Regions from separate parts of the Homo sapiens genome. Here region 1 is linked to region 2. A link is a loop called in an ENCODE intact Hi-C map of the cell type or tissue named here. Cell type or tissue: natural killer cell. All regions are shown on one strand. Links, peaks and the distances in the headings refer to the core of each region. The heading gives the core; the rest is flanking DNA. Region 1 holds the start of MIR3975 (microRNA 3975). Region 2 overlaps LOC105372066 (a long non-coding RNA gene).

The links. A loop is a pair of places that touch in the nucleus more often than their neighbours do. Peaks named below come from ENCODE experiments on the same cell type or tissue, not always from the same donor. Only the 100,000 strongest peaks of a DNase experiment are listed, where the experiment ranks them.
Region 1: a loop joins it to region 2, with 7 times the contacts of the local background. A loop is called at or near these places in 10 of 110 quality-filtered maps.

What each region holds. Positions count from the first base shown.
Region 1 is chr18:35,586,665-35,592,044 of GRCh38, forward strand. The region is part of intron 1 of GALNT1 (polypeptide N-acetylgalactosaminyltransferase 1); the gene reads left to right. MIR3975 (microRNA 3975) reads left to right here and starts at 5,073; the gene lies at 5,073-5,142. In natural killer cell, for the core only: no CTCF peak of the experiment used is centred there; a DNase peak (open chromatin) is centred at 2,527.
Region 2 is chr18:35,948,422-35,953,801 of GRCh38, forward strand. LOC105372066 (a long non-coding RNA gene) reads right to left here. Exons shown (of 4, transcript NR_188032.1): 3 at 4,257-4,378; 4 at 3,382-3,616. Among named protein-coding and RNA genes, the nearest start is that of MIR3929, 17 kb to the left of the region's middle. In natural killer cell, for the core only: CTCF peaks have their summits at 2,185 (motif pointing left) and 2,385; a DNase peak (open chromatin) is centred at 2,140; H3K4me3 peaks cover 486 bases; H3K27me3 peaks cover 551 bases.

The DNA.
Region 1 (5,380 bases), core at 182-5,181, 360 kb before region 2:
ACCATTCCTTGAAAAGGCTGTCATTCCTCCGTTGAATTGCCTTTGTATCTTTGTAAAAAAGCATTTGGAGCTGGGAGTGGTGGGCATGGGCATGGGGTAGACTGATTCCTCCTACACTTTTTTTCCCCCGTTATTTTAGCTGTTCTAGTTCCTTTGCTTTTCCTTATAAATTGTAGAATAATCTTGTTTATATCTACAAAAAAGGTCTTTCTGGGCTTTTGATACAAATTGCAGTAGACCTGTATCAGTATGGAGAAGATCGACGTCTTTAGTATGTATGTTGCATTTTTCAATCTGTGAACACAGGTTGTCTCTCCATTTATTTAGATCCTTGATTTCTTTCATCAGCATTGTGTAGTTTTATCATGCAAGTCCTGTACATATGTTTTGTTAGTTTTTATTGGATTTGTTTTGTTACATTTGTAAGTAAATATTTCTTTTTATATTTTAGTAATTGTAACGGTATTTTTAATTTTGGTGTCCATGTACTCATTGCCAGTATGTAGAAATATAATTAACTTTCATATGTTGATTTTGTATTCCACAATCTTGCTGAACCTACTTATTAGTTCTAGGAGTTCTTCTGGAGATTCCTTGGGATTTTCTATGCAGACTACCATGTTACCTGCAAAGAGGAACAATTTTATTCTTTTCCTTTTTAATCTGCACACTTTTTCTTGCCTTTTCTTGCCATGTTGCACTGGCTGAAATATCAGCACTATGATGAATAAGAAGGGTGAGAAAGGACAGTCTTTGTGATCTTGGGGGAAAGCATTCCTTCAGTCCTTAACTATGAGGTATAATGTTAACTATAGGATTTTCATGGATGCTGTTTATCAAGTTAGGGAAGTTCCTCTCTGTTCCTATCTTCCTGAGAGTTTTTATCATGAGTGAGTGTTGAATTTTATTGTGTTTTTTGTTCATCAGTTGATCTGATCATGTGATTTTTCTTCTTTAGCCTGTCAATATGGTGCATTGTATTGATTTATTTTTTAAATATTGAGCCAGCCTTACATCCATGGCATGAAACTTGGTCACAGTATAACACTTTTTGTACATATGTTGCTGAATTCCATTTACTAATATTTTGTTAAGGAATTTTGCACTTAGATTCATGGGGGCATTTAGCAATGTTTCCCTCTCAGCACTGTTTTCTCTGTGTTCCACACCTTTGTTTTATTTTTATTTCCATTCAATTCAATGTCTGTTTTTATTTTATCTTGGGACTTCCACTTTGAGCCATGGTATGTTGAAGAGGGCTGTTGAGATTCCAAGTATTAGGAAATTTTCCTTTCATCTTCTGTTTTCGGTTTCTAGTTTGATTCCATTTTGGTTGGAGAGCACACTCTGATTTCAGTTCTTTTAAATTTATTGAGGTTTGTTTTACAGCCCAGAATATGGTCTGTCTGTGGGCCCCTGAATGAAATGTGTTTTCTGCTCTTACATCCTGTTGGTTGATGATGCTGTTGAATTCTGTGTCTTTGCTTGTTTTTGTCAAGGCATTCTATCAACTGTGGAGAGAGAAGGCCAGTTATTTTCTCTGGTTATGGGACTCTGTGTTGATAGTTCTTTCAGCCCTTGAAAAAATTATACCACTTTCTTCTGGCTTCCATGGTTTCTGAGGAGAAATCCACTGTCATTCTAATAATTTTTCCTCTGTAGAAAGGAATCGTTTTTCTCTCACTGTTCTCAGGATTTTTTCTTCGTCTTTAGTTTTCGAAAGTTTTATTATGATACATTTCGGTGTGGATTCCTTTGGGTTTATACTGCTTGGGGTTCACTCAGATTCCTAAATCTGTAAGTTTATGTCACTTGCCAAATTTAGGAAGTTTTCACCATTACTTTTTTGAGTACTTTTTCAGCCTGCCCTCTTTCTCCTCTTCTTTCAAGACTCTGATGACTGGAATGTTCAGTCTTTTGTTATGATTCCACATGTTTTTGAGGCTTTGTCAATTTTTCTTTAGTCCATTTCTCTCTTATTCATATTGGGCTCTTGTCTTCCAGTTCCTTTCCTGTGTCCTTCCCTCCCTTTCTGCTGCTGAGTCTTTTTATTTTGGTATTTTTCAGCTCTAAAATTTGCTTTAGGTTTTTCTTCATATCTTGTATTTCTTTGTTGAGGCTTTTTGTTTATTTATTCTTAATTTGTTTCAAGCATGCTTGTAATTATTGAAGCATGTCTATCACAGCTGCTTTAAAATTGTTGTCAGATAATTCTAACATCTCTCTTCTTGGTGTTGCTGCCTCCTGATGTCTTTTTCATTCAGTTTGAGTTCATCCTGGCTCTTGGTATGATGAGTGATTTTTAAATGAAAACCTGGGTGTTTTTATATTATACTATGAGATTCTGGATCTTACTTAAGCCTTCTGTTTTAGCTCGCTTTGTTTTGATACCACCCTGGCGGGGGAAGGTTGGTGGGGAGGGCACATGGCACTGTCTAGTGATCACTAGAGGAAATTAGAAGTACAGGCTCCCCACTTGGCCTTTCTTGACCCAAGAGGTACAGTATCTTGTTTCCACCAGGTGGGAGTAGAGGTCCAGGATATCCGGGGGAGAGGGTGTATGTGGAAGGGTGCCTTGTTACCAGCTGATGTAAATGAAAGCTTGGGCTCCCTACTTGGCCTTCTCAACACCACCCTGGTGTGTGGGAAGTGGGTGCCTTATTATAACCCGGGGAGTACGTGAAGTCTAGGCTACCCACCTGACCTTTGTTGGCATGGGTCGGGGTAAGGCTACAGTTTTTTTCTGTGATGTTTGTCTGGAGTAGAGTGGTTTTTTTCCTATCAGTTTTCTGTCTCAGTAGGATGTCCCTTTCTTGGTCTTTTGACTTTTTTTCCCTTCTGCTTCTGTTAATGTTTCCAGGTTTCAGATTGCTGCCATTTTCAACTCCAGAAAGCTGGGATATATGAGGCAAAAATAAGTCTCAGGGAACTCACCATTTTATTGTTCCTTGCAGCCTGAGGTCCCTAGCCTTCTTCTCTCCACAGTTAAGAATCTTCTCATGTTTGTTTTATATGTAATGTTCAGAGTTTTCAGTTGTGCTTAGTGGGAGGAATAGGGAAAATACATCTGCTTCATCTTCCTGGAATTGAATATCCCCGAAGGATCAGTTTGTAACATTTCTTCTTTTCATGGGCTGATGTTTTCCTAATATGTGTAAAATATGAATTGCAAGAAAAATGAAATTAAAAACCACAATATATAATTTCCATTTCAAAAATTATTGGATTCAGTAGATGTAACATTTATCTGTCAAATTGCTACCAAAGTTTCTAAATGCTTGCTCTCACCCTCTCTCCTTACTCCTCATGGACTAGGTGAGTGCCAGTTTGCCATCTAGGAACTAGACTTTGACTAGCACTGCCTGGAGTGTTACTGCTTGATTCTTTTTAAAATGATAGACTAGTGATTAGCCATTCAGTTGAACTTCTCTGCTGTTTTCCATGGATTTTTGTAGGGACACCTTCAATGTGAAGCCCATTTTAGTCCTTAATGGGGAGGGATGTTTGGGATTGTTTTGAGGGCAGATGTAGCAGCGGTGATGAGAGTTGAGAGTGCATCTCTGATTTCAAGTGATCCATTTGTTGTTCAGTGTTTAGAATTCTTATAAATTTTTACAAATTATAAATTCTTATAAATCGTTATGAGACTCCTTTAAATCCTTCGTTGTAATTTATGACTTCTAATGTTAGAGAACATATGATTGATTTTGATTCTGTAAAGATGTCTAAGTATTGGCTTCCAGTATGTTAATCTTTTGATTGACAGCCTTGAGTATAGGACAAACTTCTATGGGAACCAGGAGGTGATTTGAAGACAGTTCTTTAGGTTTAAGCATCATGGAAGTTATGACTTCTCATTGAAAAAAGAATATTTTTAAAGTATCAGTTCATTTGTAGAAAGGAGTAGAATTTGCATTGCATTGGTAGAGACACATACTAAGTTATTGGATTGTCCTTTGGAATCTACACATTATGTTTTATAATTTATTGTTGTCTTTCAGGTTAAAGGGTAGGAGGAAATTTCTGGGACTATTGAAACTCTCATTTGTCCATTCCTAAGAATTAGTGAGTTATCAGTAAACACTTTACTAACATTTACAAGTCCCCATGCGTGGCAGGGACTGTAAAAAAAGGTAGGAAGGCAGCACTGTCATAGTGGAGAGGCCTGATGCTTTGGAGATTGAAGTCCATATTGTGTTCGTATTAGGACTGCAGAATAAATTTTAATTATTTTAAGTGTTTCCATGCAAAGGGAACACTGTCTCAAGTAACAGAACTGATATAGGGAGAGTAGCCGTGAGAGTTTCAACTTTTACTTAGACTGGGGGCAAAAGATGACTAAAACAGCTCTGCCACTGGGGATAGGAAATAAGGGTAACATGGTCTCTGATCTGAAACCTGTGAGGGGATTGAGAAAGTAGAGGGAAGAAAAGGGTGGTTAATTTAGACTGAGAGTCTTTGAACAGGGCTGGAAATCCTTTGATGAGCAACCTCTGGGGCATTTCATTGCATGAGATGTATACATACTCCTGGAGAGAAAGGACCTTTGTGGCAGGAGCTTTTCACTGGAAATGCTTTGAGAAGGGGATGCAACACTGGCAGCTTATCAGCTGGTCCTTGTGCTGTGGTCCTGCCCTATGCTGTGGTAATAGTAAGTTGGTTCAGACAGATGTGAATGTAGGCTATTGATAATTGGAGATGGGGAAGCAAAACAAAATAAATCACAACTTAGAATATCTCTGGCCATATACCAAGCACAATTCTAAGTGCTGTACTTATATTAATTCATTTGCTCTTTATAACAAAATTAAATGGCACTGAGAAGATAAGTGGTAAAGCTGGACAGGTAAACCTGTCCCCATGGCTGTGCATTTAATGTGTCAGTCTGGCTCCACAGATTATGGTCTTAACTGTTTAACTAGACTACCTTGCTCGGATAGTTTGGGAAAGATTGAGAGGGGCTTTGAATACCAACAAAAAGAGTATGGATGTTCTTTGGAATGCAGGAGGGAGCTGTTGAAGGATTTTGACGAGGGCATTGATTGACATAATCAGAATTAAGCTTTAACATACATGTAGGTGAGTGATTGCTATTTCAAAAGACTAGAGGTAGGAAATGAGGCTAATGCACTACTTCACATGACTTTGTATGCAGGAGCATACAGGTGCATTTTTAGAAATGGAATCAGATGGTCTCGTCAATGGGTGAAGGAAAAATAAGTCAATCACTTGATTTGTAAGGGGTGTCACCATTAACAGCAATGGAAAAAAACAGAGTTTGAGAAGAGTTAATGAATGTGTCTTGGTACATATCCAGTTGCAGGTGTCAGAGAAGGATTCCAGGTGGAACTGTCCTGTAGGCTTCATAGTTGGAGCACTG
Region 2 (5,380 bases), core at 241-5,240:
TGGTTGGTTGGGTTTTTTTTGAGACGGAGTTTGGCTCTTGTCACCCAGGCTGGAGTGCAACTGCACGATCTCGACTCACTGCAACCTCTGCCTCCCGGGTTCAAGTGATTCTCCTACCTCAGCCTCCCAAGTAGATGGGATTACAGGTATGTGCCACCACGCCCAGTTAATTTTTGTATTTTTAGTAGAGACGGGGTTTCACCATGTTGGCCAGGATGGTCTCAATCTCTTGACCTCGTGATCCACCCGCCTCGGGCTCCCAAAGCGCTGGGATTACAGGCATAAGCCACCGCGCCCGGCCGGCAAGTTTTAAACCACAAGAATAAGATGTCTTTTCACAGGTGTGCAGAGAAGGACCCCAGAACTGGGTAAATTGAGAAGTGGGACACACAGGTTTTGCAGGCCTGACTCGGACACACAGGTGTGAGCCTGCAACAACAAACAGCTCCTCAACCCTCAAGTACAAGAACAGGGGAAAGAGTGGCATTCTATATTTTTTTGAAAACTAGCTGAACTTGGTCTGCTCTTATTTTACCATTTTCATGTATGGTTTTGCAAATGTTTTACTTGACTTTAGCCTATATTTCAAATTATCGGAATGTTTTATATTCCCATCTATTTTAAACTAGTAATTACCTGTCTAAAACAAATGGACACCTTCTTGAAATAAATGTAATTAGATTATTACTGATACACACAGTATTATTGAGACTAAAAGTAAATAATTTACTGCTTGAACCCGGGAGGCGGAGGTTGCAGTGAGCCGAGATCAAGCCACTACCCTCCAGCCTGGGCAACAGAGTGAGGCTCCGTCTCAAAAAAAAAAAAGAGTAAATAACTTACTGTACTGTTTTGCAACACCTTAGCCCTACAGTCTAATCATTTACACAAAGCATTTTTCTAGAGATTCCACTCTGAATGTTCATCATGGCATAGAAACACAACACTTTGCAACTGATCTCCTAATCCAATTAAATGTTTGTATCTTATTTGGTCATTTGCCAAAACTTGTTGACTATGTGCTGCACACGTTTCTATTTCTACCGTGGTAACCTTAAAACACCAAGGATAACCAGCGGATTCTTAATTAATGACCTCCTCTGACTCCAGTGATCTGTCCAGGGTCATGTCCCACAGATGTCAACCAAGACAGCACTCCTGCCAGACCCATCTGGCTTTATTTCCAGGCAATTTCCTTTTTTGACTTCCCATATGTTTGCTTCTTGTCTTTCTGGTCTTTGCTTTCTGTTCCCAGTCTCTCTAACTCACTGTTTCAGCACACACCGACTTTCTCTTAAAACATCCCTAAAGTGATGGCTGTTTCTCATCATTTGTCCACGCAGTTAACTCAGAACTCAGGGACACTGACCCAGGCCTCCACTGGCTTCAAAACAAAGAGTTTGCCCAAGGTCCTCAAGGAAATTATTAATGCTCAGCTCTAATAAAATGACCATGCTCCCACCCCCTTCCCACACACCGTCTCATTAGCAGGGTTTATTTTTATGGGTAGTACTGTGAATCCACTAGGTAGAAGCAGGTCCTCTCGACGATCCCCTGACGACAGCCCTTGCAGACACGGCTATGCCCAGGCCCATCGCCTGGATCCTGAGCGCGTCTGGCTCTCCACGCCAACCCATTCTGCCCGCTGACTGCTTGAGTCCTAAGCCCGACGACCCTGCCCCAGACCCTGGAGACGCTGGACGCTGGCTCACCTGGATCCCACTCAGACCCGGGCGCGGGCTCACCTGGTCCCCCGCGGGCTTGGGCGTACGCTCATCTGGATCCCACTGGGACCCGGGCGCAGCCTCACCTGGTCCCCCGAGTTCCCGGGCGCGGCCACACTGGGTCCCCCTCCTGCTCGCGCCGCCCTGGGCGCCCCGGAGGAAGCTCTGTGCGGCTGCAACCCTGAGTCCCAGGCGGAGCGGTCAGCGGAGAGTTCCAGCCAACTTATTCCGTGCGCCTCGAAAGGGAGGGTTGCTGGGCGTATAGATATTCTATTTCGCGGGGCCTTTGCGCTCCGAGTGGCCCCTCTAGGCCAGTTCCTCCGAACGCTAATCGGGGGCTCCGCGCTCTCCCCTCGCTTCCCTTTGCTTGGGGAATTGGCAGCGGGGCGCAGGGATCCATCGGAAACGCAAAACTACTTTTTCCCCCTGCTGGTCACTGTGAGGAACTGCACGTGGTGGAACTAACCTGTAAGTAAGGATTCCTTCCCTCTAAGGAGAGAAGCTTGGGGTCTTTCCTCCCCCATCAAAGGCTTCGAAAACTCCCCCTTTTATTCCGTTTCTTTTATTTCAACTGTCACATTAAGAGATAGCAACTCATTTTTAGGCTTCAGATTAATGAGAATAAGTAAAATTAAAACATCCCACTAGAGCGTTTAAAATTTTTTTTCTCTTTTTAAATTATGGAAAATTGCAAACGTGAAAGTAGGCAGAAGAGTATAATGAGGTTCCAGCTTTTGGTAACGGTGGACTAATCTTCTTGCAGATAAAAGTTATACAATCTGGCTGGGCTCCGTGGCTTACTCCTGTAATCCCAGCACTTAGGAAGGCCAAGGCAGGCGAATCACTTAAGGTCAAGAGTTTGAGACTAGTCTGGTCAACATGGTGAAACCCCGTCTCTACTAGAAATACCAAACAAGAGAAAAAAATTAGGTGGGCGAGGTGGTGCACCACCTGGGCGACAGAGTAAGACTCTGTCTCAAAAAAAATAAATAAAATAAAATAAAAATTATACAATCTGAGCAAAGCATTTTTAAAATAATGTGTGAAGGTATTAGAGATTGATCAAAAGAAGGCAGAAACTGTAGGAAAACCACCCTTGAAAAATGAATGAAAATTGTTGGGATTTGTGAGTTTATGGCTTTTGACATGAGGGCAACCCCCAATCAGTGAGCAGCTCCAGCTGCAGAGAGCCATCGCTTGATTGACTTGAAGTGGACAGAAAACAGAGTTTGAGACTAGTAGAATTGGAAAATTGGGGCCAGGAGTGGTGGCTCACACTTGTAATCCCAGCACTTTGGGAGGCCGAGGTGGGCAGATCACCTGAGGCCGGGAGTTCGAGACCAGCCTGGCCAACATGGCGAAATCCTGTCTACTAAAAACACAAAAAATTAGCTGGGCATGGTGGCAGATACCTGTAATCCCAGCTACTCGGGAGGCTGAGGCATGAGAATTGCTGGAACCCAGGAGGTGGAGGCTGCAGTGAGCCAAGATAGTGCCACTGCACTCCAGCCTGGGTGACAGAGGGAGACCTTGTCTAAAAAAAAAAAAAAAAAAAAGGAAAATTGGGAAGAGGTAATTCTAGAAGGGAAGAATATATAGAGAAGTATGTGTCATGTTAGTTTTCTCTTGGCGCCATAACAAATTAACCACAGCTTAATAGCTTAAAACAACACAAATTTATTACGTTACACTTCTGGAGGTACAGGGCTCATTGGGCCAAAATCAGGGTGTTGACAGGCTGTGTTCTCTATAGAGGCTGCAGAGGAGAATCGATTTCCTGCTCACTCGGGTAAGACTGAGTTCCCTGATTTCTTGCTGGCCGTGAGGTGAGGGTCATTCCAGCTTCTAGAGGCCCATGCTGCATTCCTTGGCTTGGGACCTCCTTCCTCCATCTTCAAAACCAAAGCCGGGAACTATCAGTCAAGTTCCTCTCACACTTCAAATCTGTCCTCTTCCTCCCATCTCATCTCTCTGACCCAGCCTGGAAAAGTTCTCCCCTTTTAAGGATTTGTGTGATTAGATTGGGCCCACCTAGATTATCCAGGATAGGATAATCTTCCCCATTTTAAGTCAGTAACCTTAATCACATCTGCAAAATCTCTTTTGCCATGTAAGGTAACGTATTCATAGGTGCCAGGGAATAGGACGTGGACATCCTCAGGTAGCCATTAAGCTGCCTACCAGAATCTACCCTCTGATCCCTCAAATATGTCGCAGCTTAACATCAATAACTATATTAAATATAGCCAGGTGTGGTGACCTGTAATCCCAGCACTTTGGGAGGCCGGGGTGGGTGGATCGATTGAGCTCAGGAGTTCAAAACCAGCCTGGCCAACATGGTGAAAACCCGTCTCTACCAAAAATACAAAAAATTAGGCCAGGCACAGTGGCTCATGCCTGTAATCCTAACACTTTGGGAGGCCAAGGCACGTGGATCACTTGAGGCCAGGAGTTCGAGACCAGCCTGGCCAACATGGTGAAACATCATCTCCACTAAAAATACAAAAAGTAGCCGGGCGTGGTGGCACACACCTGTAATCCCAGATGCTCGAGAGGCTGAGGCAGGAGAACCACTTGAACCCAGGAGGGGGAGGTTGCAGTGAGCCAAGATCATGCCACTGCACTCCCACCTGGGGGATAGAGCAAGACTCTGTCTTCAAAATAAATAAATAAAAGGACTATATTAAACATAAATACACTAAACATGCTAATAAAAAGACAGAGATTGTCAGACTGGATTTAAAACAAACCAAAAACAAGACCTGGTTGTATATTATCCACAAAAGATGACTCTTAACTGCAAAAACATAAATAGGTTGAAAGTAAAAGAATAGAAAAGGATACACTGTGTAAAAAGAAAGAATAAGAAACCTGAGGTGGCCAACAAGCATACAAAAAGATAATCAACATCACTAATCATAAAAGAAATGCAAGTCAAAATCACAATGAGATATCACTGCATACCCACAAGAAGCGCCATCATCAAAAGAACAGAAAATAACAAGTGTTGGCAAGGGTGTGGAAAAATTGGAACCCTTGTGCACTGCTGGTGGGAATGTAAAATGCTGCAGCCATTACGGAAAACAGTATAGAGGTTTCTCCAAAAATTGAAAATAGAATTACCACATGACCCAGCAAACCCCACTTCTGGGTATGTATCCAAAAAACGTCAAAGCAGGATCTCAAAGTGATATTTACATATCCATTTGTCCATTGCAGCATTATTCAAAATATGCAAGAGGTGGAAGCAACCCAAATGTCCATCAACAGATCAATGGCTAAAGAAAATGTGGTACACATACAGTGGAATGTTATGTAGCCTTTAAAAAGTAAAAAATCCAGCCGGGCACGGTGACTCATGCCTGTAATCCCAGCACTTTGGGAGGCCAAGGCAGGTGGATGGCCTGAGGTCAGGAGTTTGAGAGCAGCCTGGTCAACACGGCGAAACCTCATCTCCACAAAAAATACAAAAAAAAAATTAGCTGGGCGCGGTGGCGTGCACCTGTAGTCCCAGCAACTCGGGAGGCTGAGGCAGGAGAATCGCAACTCCACTCCAGCATGGGTGATAGAGTGAGACTCTGTCTCAAAAAAAAAAAAAAATAGTAGAAAATCCTGTTGTCACTACACTATGGACGAAACTTGAGAATATTATGCTA